2 separate regions of the Homo sapiens genome follow, and region 1 is linked to region 2. The links are chromatin contacts, found by Hi-C or POLR2A ChIA-PET in ENCODE. All regions are on one chromosome and are shown on one strand. The core of a region is the stretch at or near the end of the contact, and the rest is flanking DNA. Distances in the headings are between cores, read along the strand shown. Region 1 holds the start of SLC25A14 (solute carrier family 25 member 14). Region 2 overlaps RAB33A (RAB33A, member RAS oncogene family).

Region 1 (5,324 bases), core at 575-3,074, 160 kb after region 2:
GTGCTGCCTGGAGAAATTTTTAAGTGGAAAACAAAACAAACAAACAAAAACACAGGCCAGACGAGGTGGCTCACGCCTTTAATCCCAGCACTTTGAGGGGCCAAGGCGGGTGGATCACCTGAGGCCAGGAGTTGGCGATCAGCATGGCCAACATGGCGAAACCCCGTCTCTACTAAAAATACAAAAATTAGCTGGGTGTGGTAGCAGGCACCTGTAATCCCAGCTACTCAGGAGGCTGAGGCAGGAGAATCGCTTGAACCTGGGAGGTGGAGGTTGCAGTGAGCCGAGATCGCACCACTGCACTCCAGCCTGGACCACAAAGTGAGACTCTGTCCAAAAAAAAACAAACAAAACCCAACAAAATAAAACAAGGTGAACTAAAATGAGAAATATCCTTTTGGAAGAACATAGTTCCAAATATTTATTCATTCAACAAATAACCATTTAGGGCCAACTTGCACTGACTTTTCCTTATAACACATAAGCAATAAACCCTATTATTGCGTACTCTCGCGTGATTAGGGAACGTTGTTAAGAGGCTCAAAAATCGGACGTCATAGCTCAAAAATCGGACGTCATAGCACATTGGCTAATGGAATCACCCAGGGGCTTTGCGGTTTCCCCTTCCAGCAGCCAGAGGGGCCAGAGTCGGAAGCTGGGGGTCGGACTCTTGGCATCTTCTGGTGGATTATGAGGTTTGGATTAACTGGGATTTCCCGTTGGTGTTTTTCTGCCTCATCTGTTTAGCTTTTTGTGGTCCCCTTTTTGGTATCCAACTTGCTCTTTCTTAAGTGAAGTTTCTGATTAAAGCAAGAGCTTCGAGTAAGGGGTCTGACCGTAATTTTTCACTGGTTAATGTCTGACGTCCAGTAGGTGCTGTCTGGATCATTCTCCGTCCCTCCCTCCCTTCTTTCCCTCCCCCCCTTCCTTTCTCTCCCTTTCTCTTTTCTTTCTCTCTCTCCCTCCCTCCTTCCTTTCTCTTTCTCTCTCTCTCTCTTTCTCTCCTTTCTTGGATGGAGTCTTGCTTTGTCACCCAGGCTAGAGGGCAGTGGCGTGATCTCAGCTCACTGCAACCTCCACCTCCGGGGTTCAAGTGACTCTCCTGCCTCAGCCTCCCGAGTAGCTGGGACCACAGGTGCGTGCCACCACACCCAGCTAATTTTTTTGCATTTTTACTAGAGACGGGATTTCACCATGTTGGCCAGGCTGGTCTCAAAACTCCTGGCATCAAGTGATGCGCCCGGACCCTCAAAGTGTTGAGATTACAGGCGTGAGCCACCGCGCCTGGCCTTGAACTTTATTTTCTCATTGAGCCCAGGCACCTCACTAAATTCGGCTCACCCCTATGTCTCACTTTCCTACTTTTGTTTTGAAGCCTTTGCCCCACCCCCTCCACGTTGCCGCCTTTTTCGTACTGAGCGCGCAGGGCACTACGCCCACCACTCCCCTTGACCCACTCCTCAAGCCCTGATACCGGGGCGAGGCCCCTTCCTTTTCTAGTCCTTCTACGCGCCAGGTGGGTGGGTTTCGCGGTGACGAGGCGACACCTCTTTCCCCTCTGGCGAGCACGTTAACTGGGGAAGCTACCAAATTCTCACGCCTTAGCTGCCCTGCCTCCACCTCCCGCAAGTCCGGTTGCCCCTCTAGGCTTCTGCGCCTGCAGTGGTTCCGACCCTCGCCTTTAGAACTCTGCCGCTTCCGCCTCTTATTTCGCGCCTTTGTTTTTAGTTTTGGAAGGGGCGGAGTTGAAATGGCTGCGCCGCGGTTGCCGAAGCAACGCTTTGGTTACTTCCGTTGGTTTCAATGCTTCCGGGTTGGCGCTGCAGTGGCGTTTCCGACTGTGGGAGCCTCAGCTTCCCAGTCGTCCGATGAGCCCGAGCAGGTGAGGGGGAGCTCCTGGACTTCCAGGCTGGGGAGCGGGGCTGGGCCGCGCCAGGCCGCGCGGGGCCGGGCTGGCCTGGTTCCCGGCCTGGGAGGGGCTTAACGGTCCTCTGGTCTCTCTCTCCCCTCAGCTGAGTCCCTTCCCTGTCTTTCACTCTTCTGGCATCGGTGGTTTTACTTCTTCGATTGAACCCTGCTTCCTCGACCCCCCTGGGAGGCCGCCTTCTTCAGGCGCCTCCCTTCTCTCCACGAGCTCGCTCTGACAGCTGAGGAACTGGCAAGATCCTGCTACCCAGAGGGTGAATGGGTATCTTTCCCGGAATAATCCTAATTTTTCTAAGGGTGAAGTTTGCAACGGCGGCCGTGATTGTAAGCGGAGTAAGCAAACACCTCCATTGTATTAGTGTAAGGGATACTGTTGAAAGATGCTCCCCTTCGGTTTCTACCCCCTGTCACTCCTGAGGTCAAGGCATTGAAGGCATCTATTAAAATGCAGTTCAGTTACTTGATTGGCATGACAGCTGTTATCAACATGAATTAGTTTCTCAGACAGGATAACAGCAGGGACATTTATGGTTTCCTGTCAGTGATTCCTTGTTGTTGTTGTTTTTCCCCCCAGCCTAGAGATGCCTAGCGTTATCATGAACTCTTCCCTCGTCTTCATTCCCTACATCATCGAGTTCTTTGTGTCTTCATTGGGGAAGTCTATCTCTAACCTCAGTGCCAACAAGCATCTTTGTCTGCTGTACTTTGCACCATCCTAAGCTAGTCTCCCTGCCTCTCCCGTTTGTAATGTAATCCACTGTGTTTGCTGCAGCCCTAATAGGCTAAAATGTGGTGGATTTCCTCAAGTCACTTCGTTGTTAAACACACACACACAAAACATGCAGCCCCCTCCTACACCCCCTACCCCCACCCCTTGGTTTCAAGCCTTTCAACATAACATGCTCCTTATCACACTTCTTGTCTGATACTGTTTCAGTCAACAAGGGAATTCTCTGTTCCAGTTAGGTTCCTTTCTTCTTGGCACAAACCATACTGATGCCTGCTTCTACATGCTGTGCTTGTTCCCACATTTGTGTTTCTGTTCATTCTCTCTTCCCTGCCCCTCTCCCTTACCTGCACCTAACCAGGTTGTACCTACCGTCTCTCAAGGTTCAATTTAGGTTCTCTCACCTCGGCAATTTTCAAATTAGTCAATCCCATGCTGGTTGTAGTCTTTTCTATGCTCCTCTTGCTCTTAAAGTTTGTACTACACAGTTTAGTACTTAATTTTTCTCTAACGCACTACTTTGATTTCTTCCACCAGATTATAAGCTCTTGAAAGGCAAGTACTGTATTTCGTACTTTTTTCTCTGTCCCATCTCATTGGTTATTCAGAAAAGACAGGTTGAGTGGTAAATATTGTCTTGGTGCTAGAACGAATATCTGTGTTTTTCAAATATGATTATACCCAAAGTGCATTGCAGGTTTGGGCATTTAGCATGCCTTCAATAAATATCTGCTTGGCTCTCCATTGTTACCTTCTGAATCTGAGAATCTCTAATTTCTACTCTTTCTTAAAGGAGAAAGCAGGAGAGGCACCCAGAGTTTCCTGACCAGATCTTGGGAGTAGTATAGGGCAATGTAACTTGTATTGTAGGACATTCTTACTTTCACTCATTAGTCTATCAAATTCTCCGAAGTCAGATCTTCAGAATAAATGTTGGCATTTTGAAGACAATTTTCATTGGTTTCTTTATACAGTAAAAATATTTAGGGTACTATATTTTTATTTTACCTTAGATATGACTACTTTTACGCATATTTGGGGTTAGCCCCTACAAGTTAAAATAATTTTTAGAGGGCTTGGGGTATTTTACATAAGTAATTCCTTGGAACAAAAGCAAGGGAACAGGGTTCGCAGGCAGAGAATATCTGGGGATCAAGATAGTGTCATACACAGGGTGTGTAGCATTGGCCAGGTCCAGCAAGTTACCTTCCTTGTTTCCTCTGCAATCTTTTATATACAGGCTGCATACATAGGTAAAGGATGTCACACTGCAAAACCAACTAAGTATTGAATGGATATGTATTCAATTCTATGCAAGCTATAATGGGGGTTATAAAAAGTACTGTGAGATATAGTATCTTCCCTTGGGGATCTTACTTAGTTAAGAGAGGAAATAACATTGGACATCTTGAAGTTGACCCTCATCCTAGTCATTATTTTTATGCCTGAGATTAAGATATAGAAGGGATAAAAGAAGGTTCAAAAAATATTGCACACCTGTAGAATAGGTGTGACACAACACGCATGCATGTAGACAACTTTATGTAAAAGACTTGGAGGTTTCAGCTGACAGTTTAATGATTTGATAGTGTGATGTGGCTCCCAAAAAAGTGAGTGCAATTTTAAGCTCTAGTAATTGAAGTATAATGTGTCAAATGAAGAGAAAGATCATGGATATTTAGCTCAAGAAACATGAGATGTAAGAGAACATCATAGCTGTCTTTAAATATTTGAAGGGCTTGCCTAGGGAAAAAAGAATGCATTTGTTGAATATTACCTCCAAAGACTGGGTACAAATTAGAGGAAGACAGACTTTTGGCTCAATATGAGGAGGGAGTGTCTAAAAACAGATCTAATCAAATATGATCCAGGATTTCTTCATAAGATTTTTTCCTAACATTGGAGTGAAAGAGATTTTACTATCAGATGGGGGTAGGGAAGTCGTGATTGTGGCAATGGTGGGTTTTGCCTGTGGTCTCCAGATTTTTGGATTTCATGGGCCAGTAAAATGTAAATGAAAATGTGGGAAGGGTACACAAATACAGGCTAGTTAGCCTGTGCTCCAGGCGTAAGAAGAATCTGATCTGTTAATAATAGACAGTCCCTAAATTAAATACATTTAGCTGAAAAAAAAAAAAAGGACTAAGTGTCCTTATTTTTTTCATTTCGCCCCAGAATTGTGGGAACTTCATTAGGGAACCACTGGGCTAACTGGCCTAAGATTCAGCGACTGGTCTTTCATCTTCCTGCCATGTCCTCCCTGTTCCTTGCCTTTCACTGATTCATCATTGCTCCCTGAGCACATTTTCCTTATTAAAGGGCTGGTAGCAGCTTGTGAAGTTCCGATAGAGGCTTTCTCTGTAATACAAAGAGTTGAAAAAAGTTGTAAGGAGAAAAAGTTTTGGAGAGACAACTTTAAGTAAAAGTAGCTGTCTGAAACCTTTAAGACTATTTGGGGCAATCGATAAATTTGTGAATGGAGAGTTAATTTTTTCCTCACAAACTCAAAGAGGGGATATGCCATGGTCTTGCTTTTCCATCTCTACTCTCACCATATGTGTCATATTTTACTATCAATTCTAATTGGAAAATGTGGGCATAGCTAGAAATGGTGATAAGGTAGTATTTAGTCTTCAAGACTCCTATTTCCAGCTGCAGTTGATACTTGAAG
Region 2 (5,044 bases), core at 2,208-4,707:
CAGGTTGGGAAGGGTCAAATTATGGCAGACAGAATTCCACATGTGGAATCCATGTGATGCCACATACAGTAGAGGGCTGCAGTCGTTTCCTGAAGAGGTGAATGGCATGCTGATACAAGCAGGGATTGACTAAAGCTAGTCAGAAAGCCAGTATTCAGAGATCGGGCACTGGGGCTCACGCCTGTAATCCCAGCACTTTCAGGGGCTGAGGCAGGTGGATCGGCAGTGATTGGGCCTCCCAACATGCTGGGATTACAGGAGTGAGCCACTATACTCAGACTCCAATTTATTTTTATTTATTTATTTTTTATTTTGAGATGGAGTTTAGCTCTGTTGCCCAGGCTGGAGTGCTGTGGCACCATCTCGGCTCACTGCAAGCTCCGTCTTCCGGGCTCATGCCATTCTCTGGCCTCAGCCTCCCGAGTAGCTGGGACTACAGGCACCTGCCACCACACCCAGCTAATTTTTTTATATTTTTTGGTAGAGACGGGGTTTAACTGTGTTAGCCAGTATGGTCTCGATCTCCTGATCTCGTGATCCGCCCGCCTCAGCCTCCCAAAATGCTGGGATTACAGGCGTGAGCCACTGCGCCCTGGCCTCCAATTTATTTTTAAGTTCACTTTTTTGTTACCTAAGGTCAGGAGTTTGAGACCAGCCTGGCCAACACGGCAAAACCCCATCTCTACTAAAAATACAAAAATTAGCCAGGCGCAGTGGCACACGCCTGTTATCCCAGCTACTTGGGAGGCTGAGGCAGGAGAATCGCTTGAACCTGGGAGGTGGAGGTTGCAGTGAGCTGAGATTGCACCACTGCACTCCAGCCTGGGCAACAGAGCAACAGTCCATCTCAAAAAAAAAAAAAAAAAAAAAAAAAAAGCAAGCAAGCGAGCAGTGTTCAGGAGACCCTGCAATGGAAACATCCACAATCCAAAATACTTTGCTCTAGTCCAGGAGTGAGGAGAGGAGAGGCTGGCCGAGGGCCGAGGGACACAGAAATCAGAATAGAAGAAGGGTTCAATCTGAAGGTCTTGCCAGAGGAACTTGGAAGCTGTGTCAATAGAGGGAGATGACGGGGAGCCTGGACAATGAAAACTGATATTCGGAATGATGACTCTAGGGCCCTGTAAAATCTTCACTCAGCCGACAGATTCAATTATATTTACTAGATTATACTTACTGACTGCTAACTCCAAATAAAGGCTATACTTCGTTTTAAGAGCCATAGCAGTCAATTAGTGGCCATAATCAAATTTTCTTTGATAACTGAGAATTGTATAGGGCCTTGGGACCATCATTCTGAGCATGAATCTCCCTTGTCCAAGACGTTGGATATATAAAGGGAAATAGATTGGGCTGAATGTATATCTCCTGGGAGTTATGTCTTTGCATATGTTACAGATAGCAGCTTTTTCTTCATAATTTGGCCTTTATCCCAAAAGCTGAGATACAGAAGAAAAATCCAGTGAATTAAGTTCCTTTTACATAACCAAAAAGTGAACTTAAAAATAAATTGGAGGCTGGGCATGGTGGCTCACGCCTGTAATCCCAGCACTTTGGGAGGCTCGATCATTTGAGGTCAGGAATTCAAGACTAGCCTGGCCAACATGGTGAAACCCCATCTCTACTAAAAATACAAAAATTAGCTGGGCATGGTGGCGCACGACTGTAATCCCAGCTCCTCAGAAGGCTGAAGTGGTAGAATCTCTTGAACCCAGGATGTGGAGGTTGCAGTGAGCTGAGATCACACCACTGCACTCCAGCCTGGGCGACAGAACAAGACTCTCATCTCAAAATAATAAATAAATAAATAAATAGGGCTTGAAGGTGAGATTTTAATACTAACTTTGTTTTCTTTAAAAAGTTATTCAGGCTAGTGGCTCATGCCTGTAATCCCAGCACATTTTGAGGCCGAGGCAGGAGGATTGCTTGAGGCCAAGAGTTCGAGACTAGCCTAGGCAACATAACAAGATTCTGTCTCTACAAAAAAAAAAAAAAAAAAATATATATATATATATATATATATACACATATATATAACATATATACACACAATATATATAACATATATATGTAATATATATAACATATACACTATATATAACATATATGTAATATATATAACATATATATGCATACTTGTAGAAGAAAATATGGAAAAATATTTAAAAAGAAGAAAATAAATATCACTATAGTCTCATTGCTGATAAATAACCATTAATGTTCTGATGTGTACACTTCCAGTCTGTGCTTTGCATATGTTTATGTTTAACGTTTCTTAAAAAAAACTGGGACCATAGCATATGAAAACTTTTGAGGCTGGGCGTGGTGGCTCATGCCTGTAATCCCAGCTCTTTGGGAAGCCGAGGCAGGCGGATCACCTGAGATCGGGAGTTCAAGACCAGCCTGACCAACATGGAGAAACTCCGTCTCTACTAAAAATATAAAATTAGCCGGGCGTGGTGGCACATGCCTGTAATGCCAGCTACTCAGGAGTCTGAGGTGGGAGAATTGCTTGAACCCAGGTGGCAGAGGTTGCAGTGAGCCGAGATCGTGCCATTTCACTCTAGCCTGGGCAACAGGAACGAAATTCTGTCTCAAAAAAAAAATAAAAGAAAAGAAAAAAGAAAAATTCTGTATTCTGCATTTTCACTTACTTGTATTTTGTGAGCGTTTCTCTTACAATTTAGTCTTTGAAAACATTATTTTTAATGGCTGCATAATATCCCACTGTACGGATATATTTTCATTTTTGTTTATTCTTTTTGAGACGGAGTCTCACTGTGTTGCCCAGGCTGAAGTGCAGTGGCCCGATCTCGGCTTACTGCAACCACCGCCTCCCGGGTTCAAGCAATTCTTGTGTCTCAGCCTCCCGAGTAGCTGGGACTATAGGTACACACCACCAGGCCTGGCTAATTTTTTTTGTATTTCTAGTAGAGATGGGATTTCACCATGTTGGCCAGGCTGGTCTCGAACTCCTGACCTCAGATGATCCACCTGCCTCAGCCTCCCAAAGTGCTGGGATTACAGGCATGAGCCACTGTACCTGACCCCACTGTATAGACATGAACTTTAGCTATTCCTTTTCTGATGAGCATTTAGGTTTTTCCTGTTTTAAAAAAATTCTCAGTGGCTCAAGCCAGTAATCCCAGCACTTTGGGAGGCTGAGGCAGGCGGATCACGAGGTGAGGAGATCGAGACCATCCTGGCTAACACAGTGAAACCCCATCTCTACTAAAAATACAAAAAATTATCCAGGCGTGGTGGCGGGCACCTGTGGTCCCAGCTACTTGGGAGGCTGAGGCAGGAGAATGGCGTGAACCTGGGAGGCGGAGCTTGCAGTGAGCCGAGATGGCGCCACTGCACCCCAGCCTGGGTGACAGAGCGAGACACGGTCTCAAAAAAAAAAATTCTAAATAACACTGTAAGATATTAGTACAGAATTTTGACCACATCCCTATTTCTTTTGTATAGATTTCTGGAAGTGAGATTTCAGGTCCTAAGAGTTATGAACATTTTTGAGGTTCTTGATAATATTGCCAAATTGCTCTCCAGAAAAGTTGACCAATTTACATCCAGTTTTTCAACTAAAAATCTTAAGATTTTTTTCAACTCAAGATTTTCAGTTAACAATCTTAAGAAAAACTTGACAAATCCTGAAACTTCTCTTTATGCTTTGATAAGTCCATTCTGCTCATCTGTCAAAGAACCACTTCCTGTGTCACGGCTTGTCACTTTTTTTATTTTTTTTGAAATGGAGTTTTGCTCTTTTTGCCCAGGCTGGAGTGCAATGGCGTGATCTCGGCTCACTGCAACCTCCGACTCCCTGGTTCAAGCAATTCTCTTGCCTCAGCCTCCCCCGTAGCTGGGATTACAGGCATGCACCACCATGCCCGGCTAATTTTGTATTTTTAGTAGAGTTGAGGTTTCTCCATGTTGGTCAGGCTGGTCTCAAATTCCTGACCTCAGGTGATCTGCCCGCCTCAGCTTCCCAAAGTGCTGGGATTATAGGCGTGAGCCACCGCACCCGTCCTGTCACTTCATTTTTATAGTGCTACAGAACCATGTTTTCTCCTCTCTGTTCATGTTCCCTTTTCTGACTCCACCTTTGGGTTTTTGTATCTTCCAGGTTCAGGTGTGGGACACAGCAGGTCAGGAACGTTTCCGCAAAAGCATGGTCGAGCATTACTACCGCAACGTACATGCCGTGGTCTTCGTCTATGACGTCACCAAGATGACATCTTTCACCAACCTCAAAATGTGGATCCAAGAATGCAATGGGCATGCTGTGCCCCCACTAGTCCCCAAAGTGCTTGTGGGCAACAAGTGTGACTTGAGGGAACAGATCCAGGTGCCCTCCAACTTAGCCCTGAAATTTGCTGATGCCCACAACATGCTCTTGTTTGAGACATCGGCCAAGGACCCCAAAGAGAGCCAGAACGTGGAGTCGATTTTCATGTGCTTGGCTTGCCGATTGAAGGCCCAGAAATCCCTGCTGTATCGTGATGCTGAGAGGCAGCAGGGGAAGGTGCAGAAACTGGAGTTCCCACAGGAAGCTAACAGTAAAACTTCCTGTCCTTGTTGAAACCAAACGATATAAATACAAGATAAATTATCACTGGAGTTTTTTCTTTCCCTTTTTTCTGTGCCTGCATAATGCTGACACCTGCTTGTTTCCATACAAATTGATATCAAAATAAAATTTGTATAGATTATCACATGGCTTTTTGTCTTGCTTTCCTCCAAGACATTCCTGATTGTGATGAGCAGAACAGGCAGTTTGCCCTACTAGAGTGATATTCTCCATGCCAGTGGCACACTCCCTACCAGCTTTCTAGGCTCTCTGAAATTCTCATCGTTTGAGTCACTTCTTCAGGACTAATTCATTCTCTCACTCAGTGTAATCAGTGGGCAGAAACACCCGGTGGGGTTGGGACACAGGCCAGATATGTTTTTCTAGAGAGCAAGTGCAGGTGGAGTGATAGAGAAGTCTTGAAAGGAGATGTGGACTCATCAGTATTTCCTAGGTTCCCTAGATATGTGCCTT

What was found. Hi-C counts contacts between places; a loop is a spot of excess contacts on that map. ChIA-PET counts read pairs that join two places held with the same protein, here RNA polymerase II (POLR2A). Pooled maps may share reads with other maps.
Region 1: a pooled map shows a loop between it and region 2 (3-fold over the local background). The contact joins the promoter of SLC25A14 here to the enhancer-like site in region 2. A Hi-C loop is called at or near these places in 8 of 50 pooled maps. POLR2A ChIA-PET finds 5 or more read pairs at or near these places in 4 of 52 experiments (Panc1, WTC11, activated B cell and 1 more).

Annotation. Positions count from the first base shown.
Region 1 is chrX:130,338,095-130,343,418 of GRCh38, forward strand. SLC25A14 (solute carrier family 25 member 14) reads left to right here and starts at 1,825. Exons shown (of 11, transcript NM_001282195.2): 1 at 1,825-1,882; 2 at 2,013-2,259. The coding sequence starts at 2,185. RefSeq lists an enhancer at 1,457-2,030 and a silencer at 1,843-2,052.
Region 2 is chrX:130,180,159-130,185,202 of GRCh38, forward strand. RAB33A (RAB33A, member RAS oncogene family) reads left to right here. Exons shown (of 2, transcript NM_004794.3): 2 at 4,127-4,712. The coding sequence ends at 4,582. Among named protein-coding and RNA genes, the nearest start is that of RAB33A, 11 kb to the left of the region's middle. Within about 2 kb of position 3,458, at least 4 of the 41 ENCODE cell types and tissues checked have a DNase peak (open chromatin) inside an H3K27ac peak, as active enhancers do.